Regions from separate parts of the Mus musculus genome. Here regions 1, 2, 3, 5 and 6 are each linked to region 4. A link is a loop called in an ENCODE intact Hi-C map of the cell type or tissue named here. Cell type or tissue: heart. All regions are shown on one strand. Region 1 has its middle 7.6 kb from the start of Runx2. Region 2 holds the start of Runx2 (runt related transcription factor 2). Region 3 overlaps Clic5 (chloride intracellular channel 5). Region 4 overlaps Gm41582 (a long non-coding RNA gene). Region 5 has its middle 37 kb from the start of Clic5. Region 6 has its middle 110 kb from the start of Runx2os3.

Region 1 (5,000 bases), 510 kb after region 4:
TAGAATGATTTCAAGGAGGAGTGAATGAGATGAATTTATTTTTCTCTCCATGCATGTGCAATCAGAATGACTGATAGATTGTTTCTACTGATACCCTTCATGTCTTTCTTTCCGTGACAAGTGCAAAGCAACTCTCCAAGGATTTCCTTCCAGTTTCGCCATTTTAAACTTGCATTTGTAACTGCTAGCAAAGCAAAGTTGAAAATTGAAAGCCTTTCCATTTTCCAAGGCTGACTGTACGCTATGTTCTGCTGCTCACGGGTCCTGCTTTTGATAACTCTCTCGTTAGTCTATTTTCCATGGTCCAATTGGATCGGAGCTGCCTTTGAAGAGAATTTTTAGTTTCCTGGGAGACCAGGATTAAACTGTGAATGACATGTATGTTAAAATCTAACACCTTCATCAAGTTTCATAACGCAGTTACAAGCACAGCATAATCACATTACTAAAGATAAACACCGGGGCGGGGATGGGGGTGGGGGTGGGGGTGGGGTAGGGTGAGGGGTGAGGTAGGTCAGAAACAGGAGAAGAAAAACACTAGATTCAATAGAACTAGTAGATGCAACCTATACTTTCAGTAGCCATGAGAATAATAAATTTTAAGCAGAATAAGTCAGCTCAATTCTGGAAAAGTTCTTTGAATCTGACACGTTGTGGGAAGTCTGACATAAAAATAATCATAAGGTCCCCACATGGAAATTTATATTTGGAGGCTTGAGTTGTGGGTGACTGACTCATTGTGTGTGCGGGTCCCATGTTCTGAACCACTGGAAAGCAGTCTTGCCTGCTGAGCTATCTCTAATAACCCCTAACCCAATATTCTTTTCTTTTTTTTTTTTTCTGGTTGTTGTTGTTGTTGTTGTTGTTGTTGTTTTGAGACAGGGTTTCTCTGTGTAGCCCTGGCTGTCCTGGAACTCACTTTGTAGACCAGGCTGGCCTCGAACTCAGAAATCTGCCTGCCTCTGCCTCCCAAGTGCTGGGATTAAAGGCGTGTGCCACCACGCCTGACTTAACCCAGTATTCTTAAAAATCAATTTTGATACCATAAAATCCCACGATGAACAAAGTATAAAAATTTAAAACCAAGTGGGGAATCTCAACCTTAATCTCACACTTCTCCTTCCCCTAAAACCAGCGGTACCTAGAGAACCACTCCTGCCCCACCCCACCGAGGAGGCTGCTGGGATAGGATGTGGGCAAGGGTTGGGGCGTGGCTTCTTGAGGCAGCCTCGATAAGTTTCCTCCCTTGAAGAGGTACACAAGTGAGAATCATGGTACCAGGACCGAGTGACTGATGTAAACAGCCCAACCAAATACGTCACAGTAGTTTACAGACAGGGATGGCTGTCTATTTCCATAATATCCCTTTACAGACGCCTCTTTAATGTTCTAACTCAGCCCCTCCCACTTTGCTTTAGTTAAGTTAGCATTCAACCAACCAACCAACCAACCAACCAACCAACCAACCAACAATTCTGTATACTTCCAAGGCCTTGAGCTTTCTTTGGAAGCAATGATTAAACTCTTAAACATTGCTTTTACGTTTCTCTCATGGAGATTGAAAATGTATGTGGCATATTAAGAGCTTGCAGAAAATTAGCAATATTCAACCCGTTTATTTTGTTTAATCCCATATTGCCTTTGCTTTATTTTCTTTTTTTCATAATTCATTTTTTAGGTTTAGGTATTAATTTATTGTATATGAGTACACCATCGCTGTCTTCAGACACTGGAAGAGGACATCGGACCCATTACATACTGTTGTGAGCCACCATGTGGTTGCTGGGAATTGAACTGAGGACCTCTGGAAGAGCAGTCAGTGCTCTTAACCGCTGAGCCACCTTTCCAGTCCCTAGCTTTATTTTTTAATTGAGTTATAGTCTTGCCCAGTCCTTGGCTCAGCTGCACCCAGGCATTGTATACATGTTGCTGCTCCTCTTTTCCTTGGAACCTAACATTGTGCCTTTCTGGTCCCTTGAGATATCCTTCTCTGCCACTGGCTCTTGTCAGATCTGAACACAGGTCAACTTTGGAGTTTTTGCCTGTGATTTTATTTATGTATTTTTTAAACAATTTTTATTTTATTTTACTTTTTGAGAGCTTCATGCATGAGTACTGCAACACCACTACCACCCTTCCTACCCTCCTCTGATTCCTCTCATGTACACCCACTCCTAAATTCATGATCTCTATATCTTTAATGTCACACAAATATTCATCTACATTTATATACACATATGCATCCAACTGTCTCCATTTACTATTGTCCATAATTATATATCTTTTCATTATCACATGAGCTGTAGGATTTTATGAAATATAGAAAGAGAACTCCAGAAGAAATGCCAAGTAGTTTCACCTTGTGTTTTAAGACACCCATCTTTTGCCTCTGTTGGCATCTTCATCTCTTGAATATGTATATCTCCTAACTATGCTTCTCAATAGGTAAAAATAAATCATCTAGTAGATATGATGTAGTCCTTAGAGTGCTCTTCATATGACCCAAAGGGGTAATCCAAGTAGAAACCAGTGTGGCTGAGGACATGCTGGGGGCTATCACGTGAAAGCCTTAGCATAACCAAGTCCAGTGAAGAAAGACCACAGAATGATTTGAGCAGGCAAGTTTAAATAATTACTGATAATATCAGGGGATTGGAGCAAAAAGGAATTGACCTAACAAAGGTAAATGAAGTCTAAAGAATACAGAAAGTAGGGGACAGAGGAATGACTTAACTGTTAAGAGTGTTTTCAGAGAACCAACGTTTGATTTCCAGCATGCCTGTAACTCTAGCTCCACGGTGTCTGATGCCGTCTGCTGGCCACTGTGGGCATTGCTGGCACCTAGAGTACTTTTATACATATAGGCAAAAAAAATCACACACATAACATAATCTTTAAAAAAAACCTAAAATGAACAAACAAACAATGGCACAGAGAAAGGGGAGGAAGGAAGGGAGGGAGGGAGGGGGAGAGGGAGAAGGAAAGGGAGGGAGGGAGACAGGGAGGGAGACAGGGAGGGAGGGAGAGGGAACAAGTGCTGAGCCTGGTGGAAAAGGCCCACCATTCTAGCTTCTCTGGAGGCTGAGGCAGGAGAACCTCAAATTCTGGGCCTAATCGGGTTACGGAGAGAATTCAAGGTTAGCCTGGGTAACTTAGCAAGACCCTGTTTGATAAATAAGTAAATAAAAATAAGGAAAAAGAACTGAGAATACAGTCCAATAAAGTAGTAATGACTAGGGGGTGGGGGACAAAGTTCAATCCTCAGGACTGAAAGCGAGCAAGAAAGAGGAATAATAGAAAATATCTCCTATTCTCAGGGCAACCAAGGAAGAGTCCTTGCCTGTGTACATGCAAAGCTAAGATGCAAACCTTCCATAGCTTAGAATACTGGAAGACAGAAAGGTTGTCTGCAGGCACCTGGACTAAGCTGTTCCTTAAAGGAATATTGTTATGAACAATGCAGATGGGAGGGTCTATAGTGTAGGGTGGGGGGCTGGCTGCTAACTGCTTTTGGTTGATATGTGCTGCTTGCACCCAGCAACACTGGACAAGGGAGCTTTGCTGTAGCACTTGGGTCTGGAGTAATTCTTTCCCTCTCTCTTTAGTGTGTGTGTGTGTGTGTGTGTGTGTGTGTATGTGTGTGTGTGTGTGCTGCATGTGTTAGACTGCAGAGACTTGCTGTAGACACAAGAGAACTAGACCAAAAATTCTTTCTTCCCGAAATGTCTCTTCCTTATCCTCTTCGGAGTGGAATATCATTGCCAGCTAGTAATGAGAAATAGTTAATGGGCCACAGATACACAACTGGTGAAATGGGAGAACTTTGAGCTGAGAGGCAGAAAGTTGATAACTGAACCTTACAAGGGAGAACAACGGCTCTGGAAGCAGAAGCTCCGATAGGAATGTGACCAGGAGAAAGACCTGCCCACCTTTCTAAAAAGTAAAATTGCCATATTTTAATTAACTCACATAGGACAGCACTGCAGCTGGCCTATGGAAGCCATTCAGACACTCGCCCAGTCCCGATCTGGCCATTGAAATGATGTGTTGGGACAGTCGCTAAAGGTAGGAGGAGATGACTAGACCATTGTTTATGGGACTTGATCCTAGCTAGATAGGAGAAAAATCCATTTCCAGGGGATCTTAGGTGGCAACGTGATAGGCAGTTTCTGCGGGTGAGACCTCACAACGCAGAACACCACTCATAGTAACGGACTGCCTGCGTACAGTCAGCTGGTAGGACGATTTGGATTCTTGACACCCGGTTTCTTTTTCTACTTCTTTCTATTGTAATAGGAGTTTCCGACATGGTGAAAATGGTGGGTTTTGTACTCTGTTATTTGGAGCAAAGATGTCATAGTTTCCATTTCTCCCATTGTTTGGGCATGACATTTGGTCATCTCTAGGTCTAAAATGAGGCCTTGGTGCCTTGAGCAGAGAGATTAGAACTGAACAGCGCCATCTTGGGTGAGTTTAGGGTGAGAGGAGAGCATTTGATAAGATGATTGGATTCCCACAGGAAACCTTTAATTTTAGGGGTTCTCATATGTTTCATCACGAAACCCTGTAAACTTTTTATATAGATCATTCCGCCATTGACCATTGCTGCCACCACAGACCAAAAGCCAACCAACACCTAAATGCCAGCGGGCTAATTAAGGAAAATTAATTTCACTTCTCTGAATGGTGGAAAATGAAGTAAGACTAATTTTTAGAATCTTGGTCTTCAGGTAAGGAGAATATTATTTAGGAAGTTGGTATTTTAGTCAACCAAAATGTAAGTCCCCTTTAAGGGCATAAAGCTTCCACAGGAGCTCCCTCGATGCAGCTCTGAGGGATCACATGGCAAGCATCACCGCTTTACAACAACACTGTACCCTTATGAGGGTCTGGAAATGCCCCCACGGGAATGTTAACTAGAACAATGAGGAGAGGTTTATGATGCTAAACCCTCCGCTGCGAACATTTCATCTCTTTTTACAGCCATGCAAATTGTTACA
Region 2 (5,000 bases), 520 kb after region 4:
GGTTAGAACATTTTCACGTAGGAAAAAAAAAATCTAAGAGACTTAGCATTTCATGGCAGCAGTAAGGACGCATACACAAAAGCCCCCACGTTTTTTTCCTATGCTTTTACTGCTAGGGGAAGTTTGAGGGAAGGGGCTGTGGAAATGTTTCCTACTTGAAGTTTAATGTTCAGAGCAAAGACCACGCCAGTTCCAGCTGAGAGCAAGAGCGCTCTTGAAAGCAGACTGAAATCCAGATACCTGAGCCGTTGGTAGGGCATTCAGTGGAAAATTTCATTTCCACATTATAAATAACTGTAGGATATTTTAAGGGATCCAAGACTGGGAACTTCCAAGAGCTGCTTACATTAGTTCTACTGAAATGTTTAATGGAGGGAGGATGCCCAGCAAGGCTATAAAGCTGAATTACCGGATATGATTAATTAAAATAAATAATCTCACCATTGATTAAATTGCCCTTAAAATCCCCAACCATTGAGGCCTGCATGTCTCATTATGCATCAAGTAAAAAAGGGGGAGCATGGAGTGGTGGTAACTAAACAGCAATGGCGGGAAAGCAAAGGTCCCCAAGATAGGATTTCTTATATTCAAACGACTGTAGAGTTTCTTGTTGGAAAAAGCCCCACTCTGGGAGCCCCTATTTGAAACATGGGCCGTTTCTCAGTTCTGTCAGTTTGTGGAAGTCCCTTGTTCTGTGGGTTTCCTGGGAGGAGAACAAAATACCCTCTCCCACTATCGACACTATCGATTTCTGGGGACTCTCTGCTCTTCTGCAGTTCCCAACACTTAAAATGAGGGGCAATGAAAGCAAGCCATCTCTGTGGGCTGTGCCACTAAAGAAAGCTGTCCCACTAAGGGCAGGAGGGGTAGGTATGTAATTGAGTCATGACGTCAGGTTATGAATTTGCGAGGATACAAGTTAGTTTGGGTGCAGTTTCTCTCTTAGATGGGTTAGGAAGCCTGGCTTCCTTTTCTAGGCTGGCGTCTATGGCTGGGGCGATTAGTGCAAGGGAGCGCACACACGCGGTGAGGCAGTATTCAGGCTTAGAGCTCTCCCCTGTGATCAAAAAGATATTTAAAGTAGCACCCTTAGGAGACAGCTCAGTAACTCGCTCCACCTGTAATGTATATCGGGAGTGAGCGCTAGGGACACAGAGGCCACCAGCTACGAGGAAGTCGGGTGGGAGATGTGGGCGCCACAGGTAGTGGCATAGAGGAGCGGGCAGTGGAAGAAGAGGGAGACTGAGTGGCTCAGGGAGGTGACTCAAGTCTGAGGGAGGACTGGTGGAAGAATCCGGAAAGAGAGCAAGAGACAAGGAAAGACCGACATGGGACGTGGGCGGCGGCGGCGGCGGCGGGGGGGGGGGGGGTTTGCATAGTTGTAAGTGGTGCAAGCAGAAAGGGGAGGCAGAAGCAGTGACTCAAAGGGGGAGGGCACAGGAGTGCTCCCCAGTATCATCCCTAGCCTGTGAGAGAGCAAGCAGTCACACTCAACTCTGTCCACTCCTCAACCCCCAGAGCGCCTCTCAGGCACAGGAGCACGGGTCCCCAGACCATCTGAGCACAGCGATCCACTTTTTGTATTTTCTAGTCTCGAGTTGCAAAGAGGCGCAAACAACCTCTTTTGCGCGCTCCGGGTACCTTTTCTGGGCCCTGCTGGGCGCGCGGGGAGGGAAGGTCAGAGAGTGGCAACTGCGCTAGGGAGGGTCATGACAGGTCCCTTGCTGAATTTGGAAGGCATTTGCACCCCAGCAGTAAAAGCCCCAAATTAATGGCTACGTGAAGAGCTTTAAATAAGACGGATGGTGAGAAATGTTACCCAGCTAGCCCTCTTCTTTAGTCCTCCTAGGGGACGACTCCCAATTTTTCATTGATTTCACCAAATCACAGTTGCGTCAACTACCTTGTTACGAATCGCCGGGGATTTTGGTAAAATGATTCTATTTGGAAGCGTTGGAAGTTTTAAAATAATAGGTTAGGCAAGACATATAACAGAACATCACGCTGAGAGGTGAGCCAGCCCGATATTGCTTCTGCCTGGTTCTTGGGGTGTATCAGCCTCCGGCGGATTTCCCGGCTTCTGTGGGCGCCGCCGCACGTTGTTTGATTTGTTTTGAAGGCTCAGAATTTGAGGCTGGTCGGAGACACCCACGTGCTTCTGATTCCCATCAGTATAATGATCGCCTCAGTTTGAGTCGTGTCTATATAAACCACAAAAACCTAATCATTAGAAATCCCAGCCTCCAAAAACCACATTTTAGGTAAAAAAACAAACAAAAAAAAAAAAAACAAACAAAAAAAAAACAAAACTGCTGCCGCTCCCCGCACTCCTTCATCTCTCAACCACAATCTTTTGGGGATTCCAAAATCGCCTCCCCCCATAACGCCGGGAAACAAAAACATAAATAAATAATTACTGAACTTTTTTTTAAACTTTTTATTTTTAACCCCCCAAAGTGGGGAGTGGCTAGAAAGACAGTTAGACACTAGACTTAGTCTGAGACGAAGACTACACTTAATAAAAGATTGGGAAATGAATGGATAACCGCTGTGTATTCCCCCTTTCCCAGCAAGCATTTTATCAACTTACAACTTATTTTAATTACCAAGCTGTCATTTTTTAGTTCTTTTTATTAAAAAAGCAACCCATCCTTATTCTCCAATAATGACAAGAAGGAATATATAAGAAAAGTGTCCAGACATCCGTTAGAGTTTCTAAAACTATTTTGACAAACACTCCTGTCACCCATTTTGGTGTCACCTAAGGGGGGGCACTCCCGAAGCCTGTAAAAACCTGCCCCCCGCCCCAACCAATGTGGGGTGGGGTTGGGGGCAGGGTGAAGAGTGCTCAGAAGTCAACGTGGAGACTTGAGAATTTCCCTTCCTCCTCTCCTGAAGTTAACAACGAAAAATTAACGCCAGTCGGAGCAGCCTGAGGCTCTCCCGCTTCTCAGCTTTAGCGTCGTCAGACCGAGAAGTGGTTCCCGGTCCTGAGGGTGAAGTGGGGAGCCGAGGACGCAGGCGGCGATGTCCTAGGCGGGGACCTCCTCCCTACAGCTTCGGGCGCCGAGCGAGCGCAGCGGCGCTTCTAGCGGCCGGCGGGCGGCGGCAGCGGCTGCGATCCGCAGGCTCCAGATCTGTCGCCCCGAGATCCGCTCTCCCCCCGCCCCCACTTACCTCCCGGCACCTTGAAACGCGAGGGGGGCCCGGGGCACTTTGCAAAGAGCAGGAGAGACGAGGCTGCGAGCTAGACGGCGGCGAAGGAGAGGGCGAGAGGAGAAGCCGGGGAAAGGAAGGACTCGGCGGCCGGAGGACTCGGAGCGCGCTGCCGGCGCGGGGAGCGCGCAGCGGCCTCGGAGGAGGAGGCGGAGGAGGCGGCGCGGGCAAGCGACGGCGCCGCGAGCTGGGCAGCCGCGCTCTGCTTGGCGGTGGCGGACAGCGAGGAGCCACACGCACCGCCGAGATGGACTGCTGAACCTGCGGGGCTCCACTACCGTACTGGAACCCGGAGCGGGGCGCCAGCGCACCCAGGACACGGTGCCCCAAGGGGCCCCTACTGCAAGCTGTTAACTTCAAGTCCCTTGCGGCGGCTGGGCCAAACACGCCCCCGCGTCCCGCTCGTTGCAGCCACCGCCAGGGACTCCCAAGCCTCCCGGTGGAGATCCGCGCCTCTCGGGTGTCCCCACCCGCTACCCCGACTCTGTCCGGTCTCCAGTCGCCGGCCCCCAGCAGACTCCGCCCGGCACACGGCTTCCTCGAACTTGATTTCTCACCTCCTCTGTCCCGTCACCTCCATCCTCTTTCCGCCCCCGTCTCGCCTCCACCCCCTCGATTTCCTCCTCCTCGCCCCCCATTTCCACCCTCCTCCCCCTCCCCCGGCCACTTCGCTAACTTGTGGCTGTTGTGATGCGTATTCCTGTAGATCCGAGCACCAGCCGGCGCTTCAGCCCCCCCTCCAGCAGCCTGCAGCCCGGCAAGATGAGCGACGTGAGCCCGGTGGTGGCTGCGCAGCAGCAGCAACAGCAGCAGCAGCAGCAGCAACAGCAGCAGCAACAACAGCAACAGCAACAACAGCAGCAGCAGCAGCAGCAGCAGGAGGCGGCCGCAGCAGCAGCGGCGGCAGCGGCGGCGGCAGCAGCGGCGGCGGCCGCAGTGCCCCGATTGAGGCCGCCGCACGACAACCGCACCATGGTGGAGATCATCGCGGACCACCCGGCCGAACTGGTCCGCACCGACAGTCCCAACTTCCTGTGCTCCGTGCTGCCCTCGCACTGGCGGTGCAACAAGACCCTGCCCGTGGCCTTCAAGGTAAGAGACTGGTCACCCCCAGATCCTGGCCCGGCCCCATGGAACCTTCCCGCCGTGGTCTCGGTGCCCATGGGTGTCCTCCAAGACTCCAGCCTTGGTGGCTCCACTCAGGGGACCGAGGTGGCTCTGATCTACATACCCCGCAGCGGCCACCGCGAGCAGATCCCCCTTCTCACCTGTGCGCCCACTACCATGTAAGCCTAGGTTCCCTTGCTTCTTCATCCTTCAGTCTTCCAGGCGCGGTTCTTGCCTCTTTCCCTGCTGTGAGACTCCTGGGCCCCCAGACGCCCCGAGGCGCCCACTGTGAGCTGCAAGCTTCCTCCCGCCCCCTTCTCCCGGGGTCTCCTCACTCCACACGGGCATCCCGGCCTCTCCTCTCCGGGATTCTGTGCGCTCCTTCCCGCTTTCCCCTTTGCAGACGCAGGCCTCTACCCCGAACTAGGTGTCCCTTTCCCGGATTGGTTGCCGTTTGGCACTCCCGGCTGCTCCCCGGCTTGGCCCGGTTGCCTGCAGGGTGCCAGCACCGGAGGGCGCTTGCGCCTGGGGCGAGATGAGGTGCCAATCGAGGAGCGTAGGTTGAGAGTGCTCAGTAAACTTGGGGATGGACGCGGGAGAGCGGGGACAGACGGGACATTCGCGCCCTCCTCGGCCGGCACTGGTTCCCGTTACTTGGAGGAAGGCGGGGCCGCCGG
Region 3 (5,000 bases), 990 kb after region 4:
GGAGGTCTTTTAGGAGGTTCATCTTTGTGGTTGCCAGTGTGGTCCCTCCCTGCCTCCAGTGAAGCCTCACCTAAGGTTTGTAGTCACTGTACAGGGTTAGGGACTCAGCCTTAGTCAAGTTATCTGAGTAAGGGGTCAAATGGGAAACAGGTAGACTGTGGGGTTCAGCCGCCCACAGGAGAACACCCAACGGGTAAAGTGAGAGGTCTCCGATGACTTCTCTGACTCACAAAGCATGAGGTCCTCAGAGCCACTGGGTCAGGGCTGGAACAGGATTTTAGAAGAGAGGAAAGGGCTTATCTGGAGGGGTGGTAGCTTCCTTTGTTGAATCTGGGCCTCTGGCTATGTTCACACATCATCAGGGTCCACAAAGGACAGAGAACCAGAACCTGGGTCAGGGGTGTCAGAACCAAGGCAGAACCTGGGTCAGGGGTGTCAGAACCAAGCACCAGGCTGCCTTTGGGGGTCCAATGCAACAGGTGACAACCTTCCATGACATGTCTGTCACTCACGAATAACTTGCCTTGAATTCTGCTGTTAGCAATGCCTGTTTCCTGGCTGCTGTCGGAGCAACTTCTGCAGGGTCTGAAGCGGAGTAAGGACCTAGCAGAAGATCTAACTTAGGATCATTATTACTGGAGGTCAACTCAAGGCAGACGGTTGGGTGTGGGAAGGAAAGTTTCGAACACTAGAACTATCCTGGGCACAAGGGGGATCCTGGGGGATATTGGAGGATGACTCATGCATTCAGAGTCGAACCTACCATTGTCTGGAATCATCCCTAAGGCCTTATTTTCTCCTGTCAGTGTTCAACATTCTTGGTCTGATCCCTTGGAGAATTTGAGCCCACAACTACCATCAGACCAATACCCCTGGGCAAGCTCCATTGGCCAGCAAAGTGTGTCTCAACAAGTCAAACCCAGCTCTGGGAGAGCCAGGAACTCATCTATGGAAAGCAATGCCCCAGTCTCCATTTCCAGACAGTGGCTTAAATTCAAATGTCGAGAAGACAAACTGAAGCAAGATGCCATGGCCCTCACCCCAGGTCCCTGCCATGCCTGGGAGGGATCAAAAGGCTAATAGGGAATCTGCAGTTCCTCCTGCCATGGTGGGAACTCTTTGCTCTGGAAAGAAATTCTTCCCTGGATGAAGGATAAAATGATCCCCTTAAGTATTTAGGATGCTGGACACTATGGGTCCCCTCCCCAAAGTCACAGAGTGAACAGAACCCTCTCGGATATGTCCCCAAGGAAACAGGGGACTTTCCTTTAAGGAAAACACATTCTCTATGAAGCCAATTCTCTGAGCTTTATAGAGGAATCAGTGCTTTGAAGAGAAGATCTTTTTCATCTAGCTCCACAGGCCAGCTTATTATTAGCAGACATTTATGTGGACAGTACCCAACAGCACAAACACACTTTGTATTTAAATGACACAGTCTTTGGTGATTGTTTTACTGTGTTTAAATCATGGTTGTGGTGAGGAATTTGGGGCAATTTCAGCATGCTGCTCATACAATACATTTTTGGAGGATGATATTGACGATATAGACAAGTTCCAGGTGCAGATATTTTTGTAAATCTCCTCAAAGCCACAGTACATTCGAAGAGAAAAAAAAATGTCACTTTTACTTCTTCAAATTAAGGGCTCCATACAACCTGTACCATGCAAGCCTCACACATGTTTATTTATTAGTGGTGGAAGAAGCAGGATTGGGGAGGGAGGGAGGGAGGGAGGGAGGGAGGGAGGGAGGGAAGGAGGGAGGGAGGGAGAAAGGGGGGAAAGGGAGAAGGAGGGAGGGGAGGGAGAGCGAGAGCGAGACTGAGAGAGAGAGCGAGAGAGAGCGAGAGAGAGCGAGAGCGAGAGAGAGAGAGAGAGAGAGAGAGAGAGAGAGAGAGAGAGAGAGAGAGAGAGAGACTATGTTCCTGATTAGTGGCCAGCACTGACTTCAGCCATGGGGCGGTGGCGCCACCTTCTGGCCTTAAGCAGAGAGACTACCTTCCTTTTCAGTAGGAACGTGTGTGTGTGTGTGTGTGTGTGTGTGTGTGTGTGTGTGTGTGTTTCCTATTAGGCTGCCAAGAAAGTCATAAATGGCTGTAAAACTCAGTCATATTAAAGAAGGAATGACATAACTGCTGACTGAGGCAGCTGATGCCGCCAGTGTCGTGCACAAGGCTGACTGAGTCGGGGAGAAATCTAGGAGATGTTTACAGTTACTTTACAAACGGTGAATTTTAAGTGTGAGGACAGTTTAGGTTATCATGGATGTTCAAACTTAAGGGGTGAGCTGCCCAGAGAGACGCTCATTATATTGGTTATCTGTTCCTGCATCAACCTGGGTCTTGCTCACCTGTCTTTCTCACCACGAGCACTTATACCAAGGGATTCCATTCCCTATGGCTTGCTTCATCCTCCAATGGCGACATCTTTTGCATGAGAGACCTTGGCAGATGTTGAAACAGCCACCGCCCCTCCACTGCCCTTGTCTGGTTTGGGTAATTCGATGAATACACTATATGTTCTTTCTCAGTTGCCTATGTTCAGTGTCTAGTGTGTATGACGTTTGGTACTTCCTGGTTCCTCATAGATGATGAAGTCTGGGTTCGTGGTGAAGCTGGGCCTGCAATGTTTCTGTCAATGTTGGGAGTCTTCCTCAGTCAGTCATTTCTCACCTTCCTTTTTAAGGACAGTGTCTCTCACTGAATCCAAAGCTTAGCCATTTGACTACACTAGCTAGACAGCAAGCCCCAGCATCTTCCTCCTTAGCGGTGAAATGACACATTTTTTAAAAATGTGGGTGCTGGGAATCCAAGCTTGGGTCTTCATGTCCACCCAGCAAGCACTTTTCCCACGGAGCATCTCCCTCAGTCCTCATTGAGTGGTTTCCTTTTTCTTTCTTTGTTTCTTTCTTTATTCAAGACAGGGTTTCTCTGTGTAGTCCTGGCTGTCCTAGAACTCACTCTGTAGACCAGGCTGGCCTGGAACTCAGAAATCCACCTGCCTCTGCCTCCCGAGCGCTGGAATTAAAGGTGTGGGCCACCATCACCTGCCTGATCTGTTCTTTATAACTCTTTAGCCACAGTCTGGCCACAGTGAGCCTTCCTCGTGCTCACCACAAGATAGGGCAGCCTTGATAGATACTGCCACAACATTTCTCAGGTGCACTCAGACTACACCCAGCCTCCCCGCCCCGCCTTGCTTGGAGTAATTTCCTTATGCTTCACCTGCTCCTGTAATTTGAGGAGCATCTACCCATGCGTGTTGCATGACTCTTACAACAGGAGACTGCGCCTTCTGACGTTTGAACTGAGAACGCAACAAATTCTGAGCATGATATCCTACTTCTGTCTCCTAAAGTCTGGCAAACTTCACTAACCCAAAAGTACATGGAAACGACGTATCTTTGTGGCTGGGTCAGAGAGTTCACCATCGGGGGACGATGGGACAACCAACTTAACTTGAAAAGGGATTACATGCACAGACTCCCTCTTCTCTTCTTTGTTACTGATAAAAAATTCCCATATATTGCCCCTCCCTAGGATAGCAGAGTGCCCTGCTAAAAAGACCCATCTTCCCAGACTGCCACCTTTTCAGGTAGCTCTGGTTAATGAGACACAAGTAGCGAGTAAGCTCCAGGCTTCTGGAGAAGACAATGCCAGAAACTCAGATGCAGTATAGAGTGACTTTTTGAGAGATGAAGATATAAGACACACACTGGGGCCTGGAGAGATGGCTCCATGGATATAAGCACTAGGGCCTGAGTTCAAATCCCCAACATATACCTCATCTCAGCACAGCACAGAGGTGGGGGTGGAGCAAAGATGGGTATATTCTGGAAGTCCAGGGCTAGCTAGCCACTCTGTCTGAAAGGGCAAACTTCTAGTTCTGTGAGCAATTGTCTCAAGGTAACAAGGTGTAGTGAGAAGGGAAGACATCAGACATGCTACTCCAGCTTTGTGTGTGTGCAAGGATGCCATACCTGCACATTCACATACTCCTACCATAGAACATGCATAAAGAAAGGCAAACACACATGTGTATGTATCCACACATGTGCACGCATACACAGAGCCGCAGACTAGTGATGGAGAACCAGGAACTCCGAGGACCTGAGTCCACTGTTTCTTTAAGCTGTCACGTCAGCCTGAGACATGCTGTTCTTTCAAGTACTTGTCATATGAGAAAAGCAAACTCCTGCTAAGACGTGCTAATAAACATTATGGAGAACACCCAGGACAGGGCATGGTGAACAGTAACACGCTTCGGAGGTCTGGCTGAGTCAAAGAGGAGAAACATTTGCTTTAGCTCCTGTAGTCAGGTTTCTATTACACAAAGGAAAACATACCCTTTATCAGTACATGGAGGCGCTGGAATAGCTGGTGGTTCTATTTGTATTCTAGCACTCTGTACAGCTCCCAGGATGGGATGGAAGGGAAGGGATGTGTGGGGTATGTCCGTTTATGTGTGCACTTGAGAATATCCATGTGCACACATGCAGAGGCCAGAAGGGGGCGTCAGGGGATTCTACTCTACCACTTTCTGCTTTACTGCAGACAACGCCAGAGGGCCTGGGAGGTCTCAGAATGCTCCTGACTCCACTCCGCAGGGGTGCAGGTATAGGCTCATCCTGCCATGCTTTGCTCTTTCACACGGGTATCTGAGGATACAAACTTAGCACTGGTAAATGCTCTAACCTATGAAGCCAGCTCCCCACCTCCTTCTTAGTGGAGTCTGAATGAGCACGTGTCCCAAGCTAGGGGCTGAGGCGGCCTCTGGGGATGACCGTGGATGAGACACGCCCTGTTCTGCAGAGCACCATCAGGATGAGTAGTAGCAGTGTGATGGCTTGGGAACCCTAATGCTTACTTCAGACCCATTGCTTAGGTATCTCCTTAGGTAGCTCCCCTCGTGGGGACATTCAGCTAAAGATGCTAAAGTCGCAGGCGATGCTGGAACTATTCCTGCCATCCTCTCTGTTTGTTGAAAAAGAAAATCATGGG
Region 4 (5,000 bases):
ACGAAAACCCCAAGGAATAAAGATGAAGAGTCCGAAGCCAACCATAAGTTCAAAGCTGCAAGCCAAGCCCCAGGAACTGCAGATCGCTCTGGGTTTAACGGTCTTGATGGGATGTCCGTTAGAATGTCAGCTAAGATCCATCGGGGTGCAATTTCCTCCCACAGACCAGGGACCCCATTTGTGCTGTGCTGGCTCTGCTCTCCATCAATGGGATTCACACACCTGGAGCTGTGTGTGGAACTGGTCCTGTCACATTTCACTTCCTACACCTGACATATTTAATGCTTAGTTTTCAAATAAACGAAATCCCTGTTTAATGCTGGCTTGGAAAGATGCAGTCGGCTAAGGGATTCCCACCCCCACCCCATGGGTAGTATTGCCTATATATGAGGTGACTTGTCAAACCTAGCAGCCTCCTGAAGAGGGTGGAGTGGCCAGGGACTCCCAGGAGCTAGGGGTACAAGATGATAGAATTTTAATAAAGCAACTTTAACAATAAATGTATACAGCTGGGTTTCTTTCTCTGGTTGCTTTGGGGGAAAAGTACCTGATAAAAGAAAGTGGTTTTAAAGTATGTGGTTTATCATGGAAGACAGGTCTTGGTGGCTGCAGGGTGAGGTGGCTGGTCATAGTGCCCTGGAAATCGGGAACAGCGAGAGATGAATGCCAGGTCCCAGCTCACTGTCCCCCTTTTATTTGCTCTGGGACCCAGGCCCATTGGGTGGTGGCACTCACAATCAGTGTGAATCTTTCTTCCTCAGGAGATACTCTCAGACACATCCCGAAGTGTGTCTTTTAGGTGACTCTAAATTCTGTCAAGTTGATAAGGAAGACACGCCCTCGCAGCGAGCAGATTCAGTTTGAAAAGGCTCCCGGGAAGAACAAGCATGCAGGCCGTTGGAAATGCATTCCAGCATTGAGGTGAGAGGAACTTCTAGAAGGCACAGGATCTGCATGGCTAACTTCATCACCATGTACTACTGGGGAAGGATGTGCAGGGCTGGACTTTGTAAGGTGCACCTGTGAAGTACGTGGCTGAACGTTAGGGGTCACCACCTGCCCTTTACCAGTGAGCCACCCGGCTGTGTGCTGGGGCAGGCACACCCCACGGCTCCTGGGTTGGACCAGAGCTAAAGTTCCAGGAACAGTGAGGGAAACCCATCTTGATCCCCATGGTGGGGACCCATATGTGGGATAGGTGGGCTCTTGAACTCTCAGTACACAGGCTGGGGCAGCATCCAAGGATGAGGGAGACCATGCTCGAAGAATCCTGCACTCTGTTTCCTAGGACTTTCCTTTGCTAGGACTTGGTTCAGCCCAGTACTCACCATAGCTGTAAAGAGCTGAATACTTAGAAAAGAAAACAAAGAAACCGAAAGAAATAATTGTAGTTCAGGGTGGGGGTGGGGGTGGGGGGAGATTGTTTTCAAGATCTCAGTTCAAACTCGGGGTTCAGGACTCTCGCTCACCTAAGCTGGTTCTCTGAGCCTTGTGCAGTGGTCATCAGGATGTCAGCACTGAATGCTTGGCCTGTCTCTTTCTCCTCTGAAACCACCCGAGCAGCTGCTGACTGGAGGACAGAACGGAGGGGCCTTCTCAGAATTCCTGCCCCTCCCTCAACAGACACAACAGTGAACCCTGTGAAAAGCACTTACATTCACGATCTGTTTATAAATTTACTGACATTGATTTATGACCCTTGGTTGGATCCAGTGTTAGTTTCTTCGTGGTATTTCTTTCTTGGGGGGGGGGGGGCGGCGTAAAAAAAAGTGTTAATGTTATGGTTCACGTTCATGTTCTTAATATAGCCACATGCCAGGAGCTACCCGGAAGACATCTGGGAACACAATCAATGACCCACTGGCAGGAATCCAGACTTGATTGATGCTGGGGTCTGCAGCTGGTGTGAAGACTTGATTCTGGTTGGGTCGGAGACAGAGACAGACTAGAAGAATCTACCCATGGCATCTTCAAGTCCAAGGGGATGTCGAGAGAGGCAGGGTTTGGATCCCATCTGCCCGTTTCTGCCGCTTAGGCGCGTGTCTGAGACATACCAGCCTGTTTTTTTTTTTTTTTGTTTGTTTGTTTTTTATTTTTTCATCAAGGCATGGCCATTGCTATTGGGCTGGAGCAGTCATCTTCGTGAGGGTCCTACTGACTGAGACCTGAGACTCTACCACAGTGGGTGCCTGCCACCTGGATGAAGACTGCCACACGCTGGGCATGCCTGTCTTACAGTACTTTCCAAATGCAAACAGAAATGGTTGTCCTCCAGGATTATTAGCCGGTTCCGCCCAAGGTTGAAAATGGAAATACATTCGTTGTAGGCTTCCTTAATAAGAGTGAGGGTTTAGGGTCACCACACAGAGCCCAGACTCTTCCTACCTATGCACACAGGGCATGGGAAGTAAGAACAGGAAGCTCACCCATCCCTCGATCACTCTCCGTGTCCTTACACACACCAAGGAGAAGAGATGCGACTGCTCTCTAACTTAATTACCACCTCCATCATCTGTCTCCTTACATCTGCCGTAGACAGAACAGCTAATATTTATCAAATATCCTCAGTGGTCAGGAACTTGGAGGGACCTACTTCATGGTAAGCCTCTAAAGCAAATATGTTCCCATATCGCAGACAAAGAAACTGAGGCTTGGAGAGGTAAAGGTAGCTTGCCCTTGGCTGCACAGACGATCCAGTAAAGGCAGAATCCTAGCCTGACTTTTATCCAGTCCCTTATGTCTGACCCTCCTGTTTGTCCATTTGTCTGTTATTGATTTATCAGCCATCTATACGTCATCCGTCCATGACTCATATGTTATTGGCCATCCGTCTGTCCTTCCAGCAAAGCCCTACAACTGGCTGGGAACCATCAGAGCTCAGAACACATTACATCCTTAGAGCTGTAAGACAGACAGACAGACAGACAGACAGACAGACAGACAGACAGACAGACAGACAAACTCCACCTTTTCCCCCACAGCCCTTCCTGGATCCAGCTGGAGTCTTCCCGCAGGGACCCCTGTAAACAGCAGGTGGCGCTCGAGTTGGGCGTAAGGCTGGGTCGAATGGAGCCTGATTTCTGAGTGGGCACAACAGCCATTTCAACCATGCCAGTGGGTAACCGTGGCGACCAGCGTGGAGGGGGAGTTTGATGCTTGCTGTAGGTGGCCTTTGGGCGGGATTCAATGTGAGGCCTCCGGTCTCCACACCGTGGCCGCGGATCTCTGCCAGGGCCAACAGGACAAGAAGGGGCGAGGCAGACTCCTGTCCCCGCTTTGCCTCCAGGGTGAACACTGATCCTCGGATGTGGACCCCAGCGGGGAAGACAAAGACTGGTGGTCGGGGCCAGGCCTTCTGTACCTTCAGCTCTCTGGGAGAAGAATGTCTTGTCCAGTTGGTTCCTCCCTATCTCCACCTTCACTGACCAGAGCCATCTGTCTTCCTAGGAGTAATCAACTGTAGGCATCCCACCTGTCCCCAGAAGTCCTTCCAAATACGAGGCATTTCTGTTCTGAATACAGCATCCCCTACGTGGGTCCTCTCAGCCACAAGCCAGACCAGGCTGTGTTGGGCTAACTCAGATCCTAGGACCACCTTGCCGAATCTCATCTCCTTCCCACACAGGGTTGCCCAGGGAAAGAATCCGCCTATTGTCTGAATTCTCTCTGTCTTGGCCTTCCTATTTTCCCTCCATCTCCACACCCTGGCTTAGAGACCAAACCTTCTAGACCCGTAGACAGAAGCCAGCTTCACTCAGAAGGTCACGAATTACTCAACTACGGGAAGGAATGGGGGGTGGGGGAAGCACCAAAAAAAAAAAAATGTCGTTTAAAGTTAATTACTGCCGGTGCTGCTACTAATTGAAACGGCTCAGTTGCTTTCCACGTGTGTACCTGTGTGTGTGCCTGTTTCAAAAGGGATATTGCTCAGTTTCAGCCGAGCTCCATCACAACTTAACGATCTGGAAAATCTCAGTCTAATAAACAAAGTTGGCTTTTAGTTCTACAGGAACAACAAGCCTTACCTGTGTCTGCGCATGCGTGTGGCCCACACGCCTGTGCAAGCACACACTTGTGCACACACAGACACACCAGAGCAAAACCACCAGAGCCTCAGCCCTTCTGCCCTTGCTTTTCCCTTCGTAGCTCAAATTAAAATAGTCTCCGTCTTGAGCTGTCTTTTCCTCTTTTTTTTAAATTAAATTTATTTTTAACAGCAAACTCAAAAAATAAAATAAAATAAACACACCCCTCTGTGCCACTCCTAGGCCAGGTGCAGCCAGGGGCAAATTTTTACAGCTGAATTACACGACCTGAGAGCACAGGGCACATAATGAGGACATTGAGAGACTCCTGTGTCCAGTGCGTGACCGGTGCTGGTGTAATAACATCTCTGGAGACAGCAGTGGCCCCAGCCGCAGCGGGTGGGGCCTGGAGCCCTTACTCAGCAGGAGGACTCCTATATACTTTGGATCTCTTTCCCGAACCTAAACATTATTGCTAAGAAAGGGATAACAGTGTGAGAGCCTATCGCCTGCCAGCTGGGCTCACACATTTCTACGTATGTGAGTTTCCACCCAGGGCTACAGAGAACACGCCAGATCCTACATGGCCTGTTGCGGAAAGACTGCTCAAGCTCTGGAAACGTTTGGTTCTGGAGCGGAGCAGGCATCGTGGTGGGATGGAGGTCGGCCCTCAACAAGCTGAGCTCCATTGCCTAAGAACCCCAGAGGCAGGCGTTGAGAGACTAGTGAGCCCAGTTCCCTTGTAATAGACCACTGTCAACCATCCTGGAAAGCCCCAGTGTTGGGGGACCCAGACCAGAGTCCCCCAACCTCACCTGTCTGTAACCACGTCAGGAGCCTGGAGAAAAGGCCAAGCTGTCTACCCGCAGGGACCATAGCAACTGAGATGGTTCTAGAAGAGAGTCCTTCTTAGAGAATATTTTTGTGGGTAAACTTCACACAGCATGAAATTATCACTATAAATATCAAATGAGT
Region 5 (5,000 bases), 1.1 Mb after region 4:
GCTTTGAAGGCTCTGGGAGCAACTGATGACAGAGGACAGAAAACACCGTGGCCTGTACATCCAAAGGGGTCTCTGGAGGCAGGGAGGAGCTCTGGCCCCGGAGAAGCTGTGGTTTGGAACTGGCTATCCCTCACGGGGCCTGGACTCAGGTAAAGGAATTTAATCAATACAAAGGGCATCTTTGGGAACAGGTGGGATGGCTCAGTGGATAAAGCACTTCCTACCCAAGGATGCAAGCCTGACAATGTTAAGCTCCCCAGAGCCGATCTAAAGATGGAAGGAAAGGACTATTAACTCCACAAAATGGTCTTCTGACCTCTACATGCATGTTAAAATAACAAAAAATAAAGTTTAAAAAGAAGAAAGTTTTTTTTTTTTTTTTAAGGTTTTAAAAGAATGAGCCACCACGCAGCAGGGACTGCAGCTCTCAGGTTTAAGCAGCACTCCAGAAGCCTGACATTGACCCCAGCCTCCAAATGGAAGGTCTGGCTAGGACAGCATCAGGACCTTCCTAGGACAGCATCAGGTCCTTTCTTTCTGGCTCACCCTAAAGAGAAGGTAGGCTGGCTTAGGCCTTCCCAGTTTCTTCCCCAGAGCTCAGATATGGGAAGCTGTGGGAGAGGAGCACATGTCGAATGAGAGTAGTTTTAGTTAAGATGAAGACAACTGACAAGTCTCAGAGCAGACCTAGAAGTTACAGAACAAAACTCTCTGAGACCCTAGCAGGTCTTCTTTTAGGACTGTGGAGATAGCTCCGTGGCGAGAACACTGGTTGTATGAAGACCTGTGTTTGAATCTTAGCACCCACATAAAAAGGTGTCTATTTCAGGGCTGCAGGAGTGCAGACAGGAGGATAGCTGAGGCTTAGAGCTGTTACTCTAATCCCAGGCTCAGTGAGGAGACCTTGTCTCCAATATAGGCCTTGCACACACACACACACACACACACACACACACACACACACACACTTGCACACATGCACATATAGCATACACACAAACAATAATAATGATGATGATGATGATGATAAGAAGAGTAGGAGGAGAAGGGGGGAGGAAGAAGAGGAAGAGAAGAGGAAGAGTAGGAGGGGGAGGAAGAGGAGGAGGAAGTAGAGGAGGGATGAGAAGAGGAGGAGAAGGAAGAAGGAGGAGGAAGAAAGAGGAGAAGAAGAAGAGGAGGAGGAGATGGAGAAGAAGAGGAAGAACCAGAGACAGGCCACCAAATACAAAAGGGGCAATACACAAATAAGAGGAATAAAAGTTAGGAGAGAGCAAGGTGGCAGACACAGCACACTGGCAGCTCAGCACACTGACTTCAGAGCCTGGCCTGGCTGCATCCATGCCCTGGCACTACCTGACATTCTGGAGTCCAGAAAGACCGCCAGCAAAACTCCTATCCAGGCTGAGAAGGAAGTAGCCACTGGAAGTGTTGCTTAGCTGTAGAGAACAGCACCCTCAAACAGGCTCACTGGAGGCTAAGTCACCACAAGGGAGAAGCATCCTGGTGGGACTGTGGTGCAGTACAGCCTCGCTGGGTTCTTCCATAGAAATAAGGGGTTCCCCTAAGGTAACCTCCAATGTCTAGTGACCTTCCTTCCCACCTTGTAAATCCACTTTAATGGAGAGCAGATTTTGCAGGTTCCAGGAACTCATGTCCCCTGAAGTGTTGCAAACACCAGGCCACACTTTGTCACACTCTGCCTTGCTGCCCTTGACAAAATGTTTTCTCTTGCCGCCCTGGAAGCTGGTGTTTTATATTGTGTCTATTTTTAGAAGCGGTACGCAATGGCTGCTGGGACCAACTACTTCAGCGGGCTGGGGAGAACTTTACCCTGGGATAGGCAAATTCCACTCCATGACCTTGCCCTGAAGAACTCTTGAACTGATACTGGGTAGTTTACAACCTCTAAGAAGTAGATACCACGTCACGTCATGAGATAGATCAGGATACCATGCTGTGAGCTCGAGAATCAGAGAAAAACTCGCTGGGAAGTGATTGGGCCTGAATGGGCAGATCCTAATCAGACCTTTTCTTTTTCAAATAAAGAATACTCCACTGCCCAGGGTTGTTGCATGGAAGGTCTGTCTGTCTGTTGGGGGTCTGTCTGTCTGGGGGTAGGTGAATCATGATATTCCCCACACTGATTTTTCATGAAGACTCCTTAGAGTCCATTCCCATAACCCATAAGCCATCTGAAATGAGAAGCTGGGTAAGCCTAGCCTTGCTTGAGTTTCCTTTCCCTACCCAAGGTAAGGCCGTTAAGCCCACTGTAGCCAAAACTGCCCTTCCCCTGGCATACCCGTGGCTTTATAACTGCCTGATGTAAGTCCTCGGTGGCTCACTGCTACAGACCAAACACACTTGAAAAGTCTTTGTTGCTATTGAATACTCTTCTAGAATCTAGGTCAATCCATGGGTATAGTTTTATTCGTCCAGTGTCTCTATTTTCAACGCCCCCCCCCCAACTATAGTGTACATGTTCCCTCTAGATGGGTGGTACTTGGGGGCTGAAGAGATGGCTCAGACCTCAAGAGTGCTGGAGTTGCAGGGACTCTGCTGCCCCCTCCTGGCCTCTGAAGGCAACTGTATTCATGTGCACACACTCCCACAAACATAAAATTTAAAATAAAATGTAAATGTTAGTAGTGCTGGAGAGATAGCTCAGTGTTTCAAAGCATTGATGGCTGTTCCAGAGGATGCAGGTTCGATCCTAACACTTGCATGGGACACAACCAGCTGTAATTCTAGCTCCAGGGATCTGACACTTTCTTTTGGCCTTCATGGGCACTGCATGCACCTGCTGTACAGATATACACACGGACCAAACATCCATACACACAAAATATTTTTTTAAGAATTAAAACAATCAACACTATCAACAAAAAAAGAGAGAGAAGAACCCAGAGAATTCACTTCCTATTTTCCACAGCTGGTACAAGCCATCCCATTACACCATCCTGAGAAAGCCCTATTTCCTGCAGTGTGGCTATATTTTCAAAAATTCTCTTTTGGTGGGGAGCCTAATATGGCATGGGAAGCCATAGAAATTCACAAGACTTGAGGCCAAGAAGTATAGGAAGTTACAAGGCTCACTAAATCCCTCCCTCCAAGATATATAATTAAAAAGCAACCGGCATGGGAGTGGATGCTCTTTGATGGGGTAGCCTACAGGTTGGGCACAGGGTTCCAGACACGCAGCTTTTTTGAATGAATCACTTGCCCACCTGTGCTGTGGTGGGCTTCTCAAGGATGCAGCTGCCTTTCAGCCAGCCCACCTCTGCAAATAACTCCAGGAAATGACTTGGTTCACCAAGGTAGACAAACTCATGTGGAGTCATTTGTCTATTCTGTCACTTGTATGCCCCCACCCCATCCCCACCCCCGGGTCTGGGATGAATAGATATTTGTCCTCCTTAGGAAAAAAAATATCATAAAAGCATTCTGCAATATTCTATCTTCTAAAGGATCCTGCTTCCCTATCCATTCTGAAATTCCCTGCCCATATGCCTGCCTACATACCAGATCAACCCAGATAGTCCAAGGCTCAAAAAGTAGTAGGGACGAAGCCCTTCCCACTCCACAAAGCATTACGTCTTCCCTGGCTGATGCTGTGTGAATCCACAGGACTGTCTGCATCCAACTCTGAAGTTCTCCCTCTGTAACGTCTTTCAATGCCATCCTTCCTGGAGTGTCTCCTTACTCCTCATGGGAATCACAGCCCTTAGCGTGTCCCACCTGAGATACCTGAGGCAGTCACTCCCCGGCTTCCACTCTCTTCCTATGTCTGGGATACTTGTGTGCAGATGTAATCAAGTGACTCCACAAGGTAAAATTCACCCTCTGTCATCTGGCCCTCTGAAGCTGGTGCCTGCTGCCAACGTTGATTTTTCAGTGCCATTTACTCTCCACTTTTCCAACATGTTCAAAACTATTTGCTGATTCCCAAACACCCTTTGACTCTTGCGGCTTTGTTTTACCTTCCCCCTGCCTCTCCAGCTGGATTTCTCTATAATGTTTATTTCCTGGGCTTCTTACTCCTTCTGGAGAAATCCCTTTTCACCTTTGCTTTGTACTGTGTTGTTCAGCCAGGGGCAGAAATGTCCCTTTTCTTGCTTATATAGAGAATGCTGGTAAGGCCTTGTGTATTTTGTGCGTGTGTTTATTCTACACAAAAATGGGCATACGCGTGGGGACTAGAGGTAAGCCCCAGGCATTGCTCCTCAGGAGCCATCCTCCATGTTTTTAAAATTAGAATCTCTCACTGAGCTAGTTGTCTAGTAAACTAGGCTAATTGACCTGTGAACCTCAGGTAGGGTTATCTAGTAAGCTAGGCTAACTGACCCGTGAACCTCAGGGATTCTCCCATCTCCAACTAACTCCCTGACATTGGGATTACAAAATCACACCACCCCATCCATATTTTAACATGAATGCTGGAGATAAAACTCGGTTCCTCCTGCTTGTGTGGTAAGCACTTTATCATTGGTTCTAGGTTCATTTCTGTTGCTGTGATACAGCGTCCTAACCAAAAGCAACCTAGGGAAGAAATAGTTTATTTAGCTAACTATTAACTTGGAGAAGTCAAGGCATGAATCCCACCAAGCCGCCAAGTACCACATCACATGCACCGGCAAGGAGAAGCATGTGCACCCATGCTGCCTTCTTGCTTATTTGTTTGGTTCTTTATGTGGTTCAGGGCCTCCTTTTTAGGGAATGGTGTTGCCCATAGTGGGCTAGACTCTCTTACATCAAGTAATAATCAAGACACACCACCCCTCCCCCCAGATATGCCACTGGTCAATTTGATCTATTCAATTCCTCACTTGAAGTTCTCTTCTCGGGTGACTCTAGTTTGTGGCAAAGTAACGTTTAGACTAGAAAGTCTATGGAGTAATCGTCTCAGCCCCTCATAGATTTTTTTTTCAATCTCAGCAACCTAATACTTGGCACATAACTGATACTAAATATTAATAACTTAGAGCTATAAACTTGAAATTATT
Region 6 (5,000 bases), 800 kb after region 4:
TTTCTTGCAGGCAGAACAGCATTGTAGATCAAAGCATTTGTGGTTGAGTTGGTGTTTACGTTTCTATTTGGTAGCTTGCAGAATAGCGTTCTGTACCAAAGACACTAGACTGTAGGTGTGATGTTAGCCTGATTTCTTATATCACTCATGCACCAAGAATGTCACCACCCACAGTGGGCTGGGCTCCCGCACATCAATCATTAATTGGGAGAATAATCTATGGACGTGCATGTGTGGAGATCTAGGTAGAAGAATGTTCTGAATTGAAGTTCTTTCCAGATAACTCTAGTTTGTATCAAGTTGACAAAAACCTACCCAGGACACCTTGATACCACAAAAGTCAGAAGGAACTGTAGCACAATTTCATTGGCAAGACCATGATGTCAGGTGACACCTCCTGAGTGCCTATCATACTAGGGGCCACAACACTTAGTACTTTTACCCAGCTTAGGCCAATGAAATTCCAATGAATTTCTAAAAGTAGCATGATGGTCCATGTTGATTTTCAAACTGACAGCATTAAAAATCACCAAGGAAATGCAGGCATATCTGTGAGAGGCTTTCCAGATTGGGAAATTGGGATGGGAAGATCCACTGGGCATATGAGTGGCACCATTTGTTGGAAGGTCTGGGGCCCCAAGCTGAATAAAAAGGAGACGTGAGCTGAGTATCAGCGTTCAGTTCTTTCTGCTGATGTTTCACACACTCAAATGTAACATTAGAATGTAACATAACGACACTATGTTACAGGTGCCTCAAGCTCTGGTTGCCATGACTCCCCCACCCCACCCCTGCCATGATGGACTGTGTTCCCTTGAACTGGGAAGCCAAATCAAATCTTCCCTTAAGTTGCTTTGGTAAGGTTTGGTTTTTTTTGTTTTTTTGTTTTTGTTTTTGTTTTTGTTTTTGCCACAGCAATAAGAAGAGTGCCTAATACCACTCATCCTTGTATTCTAGAGAAGATGGATCGAGGTGAGCTGTCTCTGCTTATTTCAGTTGAAGCTGGGATTTAAGCCAGTTTGCCCTCAAAGCCGGGATGCTTCTCTTTCTGCCCCCTGGATCTCATAATGAACACTATGACTATTTGTTCCTCAATACTTCGTGGCTGTGTTCTCCAAAAACTACTAAGCTTTAGAAAATATTTTGAAAATCCCCACCAAGGTAGACTGAAGCAACTATACCACACTTTGCTTGAGAATTTCCCCCATGACGGGGATGAGCCCCTTCTCACCAACATCCAGCTCATGAGCTCTTGGCTTGCTTTGAGACCACAGAGCAGGGCAGGTGCCTCTGGTTCCCATGGAAGCTGTGACTTCAGAGGCCTCTCTTCTCAGCCCTTCTCCATCCTCTCCTCTCTGCCCAGGAGAAAGGCTGGCCCTGGGGGATGCTGAGAAACTAGATGCAGGCTTGCCTTTTAAATCAGGAGTCCTTACATCTTCAAAAGGACATTACAAGATAAATAGCGTGTCCATGGCTTCTTATTGAGATGTTGTAAAGGACTCACCCTCTCGTCTTCTTTTTCTTCGAGGATGCAGGGGTGGAGGTGGGTGGGGGTGGGTGGGGGCGGAGGTGAGGGTGGGGGGACTTTCTCTGGGTTTCTCCCTCTAATGCTACACTCTCCTTCAATAGGAAACAGGAAGGGAGAAATCACAGAAGTCGGAAATTCTAATGCACTTTTTCTCTTGTGTCAAAGGCTGAGCAAGCCCCAGTCACTCTCAGAAGATGGTGAGAGATTACAGACCCAGGTGCCAATCTGTATTTGAAGAGAAAGATTTTAAACATCACTGTCAACATGAAAAAGAAAAAAGAAAAAAGAAAAAAGAAAAAAAAAAAAAAAAAGGAAAGGGTGAGGGTGTTGGGCCAGGAAAGCAGAACTCTACTTTTCGTTCTTTTGCAGATGATCTCAGTCCTTGATGTCTAGGAAGGGAGAGGACTGGGGAGGGGCAGGGAAGGGGAAACCTCCTCTGGGTTAAGGAGTCTTTTAAAACTGTTGATCTTGCCAGGTTCCAACTTCCGACAGCAGCTAAAATAGTGTTGTCATTTGCAAGCGGGAAGGGACAATTCCTCAGGTTAAATGCACAGGAAGATCGCAAGGGGCTTTCCTGTACCTGTGCAGGGGCTTGGAGCTGCAACCCAACGAATCACGATGAGTGGAGGGTGCATTTGGGGGTCCTGAAAGGATGAAAAGACACATTTCCTCCCCTCAGAGTCTGCACACTCCCAGTGACTAGCTCAAAGAAAGCTGCCTCTGTGCAACATCCCCCTCTGCTGGATTCTTGTGTGGAACACAGCACCCTATAGCCCCGCTGCTGCCCGGAGAAGCTCAGCTGAGCCTGTCTGTTCATTTACACTCACCTGGGGTTGGCCAAGCTGATATCCCTTGCCAGACCCACTATAGCTTTGCCTGCGATGAACTGTTCTTCATCACTCTACCTAGGAAAGATAAGACACATTTCCCAGTGCTATGTGGGTGCTGGGTAGCATCGAGAGTTAGAACTTCAAAGGACGAGGAGTCTCTCAGAGAGGGAGAGCTGCTCCCTGAAGGCACACAGCTGTGAAGAAAAGAAGCTGGGCAGGGACCTCCTTCTTCTGCCTCTCTCTTTAGAACTCTCTCTTGCGACAGAGGAATTCATAAATGTTCATGGTAGATGAGTTTAGAGCTTTTGGTCGTGGAAATCACAGGACCATGTAGGGACAGGTGGTCCTTCTATCAGGCTCTCGTCCTCTGGCTGTGCATATCAGGGAGGAGGTGATATGGCTTTGATTTCATTGTGGAAACGGAATCAGAGTTGGTCTGGTCTGGAGTCCTCAATAATTCACAGACCATAGGTCAAGTGACATGAGAATACCTCTATATCCTGATCAGTCCTATGGCCTGAAACCTCTATAAAAGTGGCTGTGTCCACAGTGGTCTGTCCAGTAGAGTTTTCTGCAATGAGAAAGTGCCCCTTACCTGTGCTGACCAGCCCACAGCCTCATTAGCCACATGTTATTAACTGGCTCTTGAGGCAGGGATGGTATGTCAGGGGAAGTAGATTGAGTTTTATTTAACTTTAATATAAGTATAATTTCAATTTTGCTTAAATTTAAAGAGCCATATGTGTTTTATGGTAACTGAGGAAGGACAGAGTGACAGGGAAAGTTATAGGGACATAGGAACAAAAGAGAATACATCTCTGCCCAGCTGAGAATCAAGAATTCCAACACAGTTAACATTTGCTTCAGGCCTTTCACTCTTCTCAGCTGAAATTCTGCTATTCTCTAGGAATCTCACTAGAATCAATCTGTCTCTGTCCCTGTCCCTGCCTGTCTCTGTCACTCTGTCTCTGTCACTCTGTCTCTTCCTCTCTCCCTCTCCCCCGCCCCCCTCTGTCTCTTTGGTTCTTTTCGAGGCAGGATTTCTCTGTGTAGCATTGGCTGTCATGAAACTTCCTCTGTAGACCAGGCTAGCCTCAAATTCATAGAGATCCACCTGCCTCTGCCTCCCAAGCGCTGAGATCAGAGGTGTGTACTACCAGGGCCTAGTTACTAGAACCTCTCTTTACAGTTAGTTATACATCTCAACCCCCTTGTGCAACATAGTGGCTCCTGGCTTCATTTTATCAAATTGTCACGCCATCCAAGGCATTTCTAGGGTCTCTTTACCTCTCGTTCATCAAAGAAAGCAAGAAAATAAAATGGGGGGGGAGCCTTTTGAGATATAATGAGAACTTCCAATATGATGTATATGACTAATGCTAAGGCACTCACGCTGGGGCTTTTCCTTGAGAAGGCTACACCCACGCTTTCTAGTGCATCTTTACTTCTCAAGTGCCTTGCTTCCTTTTAACGCCCGTCTTTAAAAATCTCTGTTAAAAATGTCTTAATAAACCCAACTCTGCTTTGTGGGACAATGGACTGTACCAGGAAACTTAGTAAGGTTGAGTGGGTCTGAGACCCTAGCACCCAAGTGCCCACCTGAAACAGTAGGTGCTCCCTACCAAATACCTATCCTGAAACACATGATTCCCCACATAGTCAGGTAGCCCAGAACAGAGTTCTCCATGCTAATGAGGTATCTAGAGGCTCTGAGGGTTTAGCCAATGAGCTTCCCTTCCCAGACATTCCTTCCTGCAAAAGGTATTTAATCTCTGGTCCACCCTGAGAAGGTGGTATGCATCCATTTTCCATGGTGACCAAGCAATAAACAGTTTGAAGCCAAGGACTGTCTCTTTCATCAAGAACCACCGTGGAGAACATGGAGAAGGCCTTCCACTACCAAGCTGCACCATCTAAGCCTCCTGCAGAAGGCCCCTCTGTTCTCCCAGACAACCACTGCCAAGCTAAGGATAACCACCCATGAGCTAAGCCAGAGTTCCCATTCACCCGGCACCGGCCTCATTGTAGTCCTCAGGCCAAGGGCCCCCAAGTCTTTTACCAAGGAGTTTGGGAGCCCCTGGGTCTCCCACATCCTAGGCTGCATTTTTCATCCCCTGAGTGGTGTCTTGGCCCTTTGCTTGAGCTCAGCACCCCAACAGCAGAGGCGCAGGGTAAATGCAGTCTAGCGTCTCCCTGTTTCACCTCTGCAGCAGCACATTCACATCCCAGTGGTGGGGAGGGATGCAGACCCACACTGCTTCATACTTGCTCACCCAGAACTTCTTTGCTGGAACAAAGTCAAGGGTCTTGTTTGACTTGTGTCAAAGTCTCTAATGTGTTAACAGATCTCTGAAGGTTCCTTTGGGTAGAGCTGAACCTCCCATCCTGATGCCCACAGACAATGAGCTGTGGGGCATCACAGTCCATCACTGACCGAATGAGGCTCCCCACTATTCCATACTATTTCAGAATCAGCAGGACATTGAGGAGACCCCAGAATAGAGAATGTGGTCATGGAGCAGCAAGCAAAATCCTGGGCTGGGGTTTTGTGCCAGAATAGTCCTGTGGGGCTGGGGAATGCCAGCTTCCTGCTGCTCTGTCCTCACTATGTGATGGACAGGTGGGCTTCTTCCCTATCTTGT

Evidence for each region. A loop is a pair of places that touch in the nucleus more often than their neighbours do. Peaks named below come from ENCODE experiments on the same cell type or tissue, not always from the same donor. Only the 100,000 strongest peaks of a DNase experiment are listed, where the experiment ranks them.
Region 1: a loop joins it to region 4, with 7 times the contacts of the local background. A loop is called at or near these places in 17 of 42 quality-filtered maps.
Region 2: it touches region 4 in a loop (2.9-fold over the local background); 17 of 42 quality-filtered maps call a loop at or near these places.
Region 3: a loop joins it to region 4, with 13 times the contacts of the local background. A loop is called at or near these places in 21 of 42 quality-filtered maps.
Region 5: a loop joins it to region 4, with 2.4 times the contacts of the local background. A loop is called at or near these places in 2 of 42 quality-filtered maps.
Region 6: a loop joins it to region 4, with 7 times the contacts of the local background. A loop is called at or near these places in 19 of 42 quality-filtered maps.

The regions. Positions count from the first base shown.
Region 1 is chr17:44,741,792-44,746,791 of GRCm38, reverse strand. It overlaps a transcript of Runx2 not described here. Among named protein-coding and RNA genes, the nearest start is that of Runx2, 7.6 kb to the right of the region's middle. In heart, a CTCF peak has its summit at 2,803 (motif pointing left); no DNase peak of the experiment used is centred here.
Region 2 is chr17:44,734,541-44,739,540 of GRCm38, reverse strand. Runx2 (runt related transcription factor 2) reads left to right here and starts at 2,893. Exons shown (of 7, transcript NM_001145920.2): 1 at 2,893-4,308. The coding sequence starts at 3,907. RefSeq lists a cis regulatory region at 1,994-2,002 and a promoter at 1-3,138. In heart, a CTCF peak has its summit at 3,093; DNase peaks (open chromatin) are centred at 3,200, 3,780, 4,310 and 4,840; H3K4me3 peaks cover 3,776 bases; H3K27ac peaks cover 2,082 bases; H3K27me3 peaks cover 3,171 bases.
Region 3 is chr17:44,258,965-44,263,964 of GRCm38, reverse strand. All of the region lies in intron 4 of Clic5 (chloride intracellular channel 5), which reads right to left. Among named protein-coding and RNA genes, the nearest start is that of Clic5, 73 kb to the right of the region's middle. In heart, CTCF peaks have their summits at 1,959 (motif pointing left) and 4,507 (motif pointing right); a DNase peak (open chromatin) is centred at 1,988; H3K4me3 peaks cover 310 bases; H3K27me3 peaks cover 872 bases.
Region 4 is chr17:45,249,683-45,254,682 of GRCm38, reverse strand. Gm41582 (a long non-coding RNA gene) reads left to right here. Exons shown (of 3, transcript XR_876811.1): 2 at 762-921; 3 at 1,809-2,053. Among named protein-coding and RNA genes, the nearest start is that of Gm41582, 11 kb to the left of the region's middle. In heart, CTCF peaks have their summits at 1,028 and 3,027 (motif pointing right); no DNase peak of the experiment used is centred here; H3K4me3 peaks cover 409 bases; H3K27ac peaks cover 435 bases; H3K27me3 peaks cover 488 bases.
Region 5 is chr17:44,148,887-44,153,886 of GRCm38, reverse strand. It overlaps a transcript of Clic5 not described here. Among named protein-coding and RNA genes, the nearest start is that of Clic5, 37 kb to the left of the region's middle. In heart, CTCF peaks have their summits at 1,496 and 2,588 (motif pointing left); no DNase peak of the experiment used is centred here; H3K27ac peaks cover 1,182 bases.
Region 6 is chr17:44,453,125-44,458,124 of GRCm38, reverse strand. No RefSeq gene overlaps it. Among named protein-coding and RNA genes, the nearest start is that of Runx2os3, 110 kb to the left of the region's middle. In heart, a CTCF peak has its summit at 2,264; no DNase peak of the experiment used is centred here; H3K27me3 peaks cover 2,091 bases.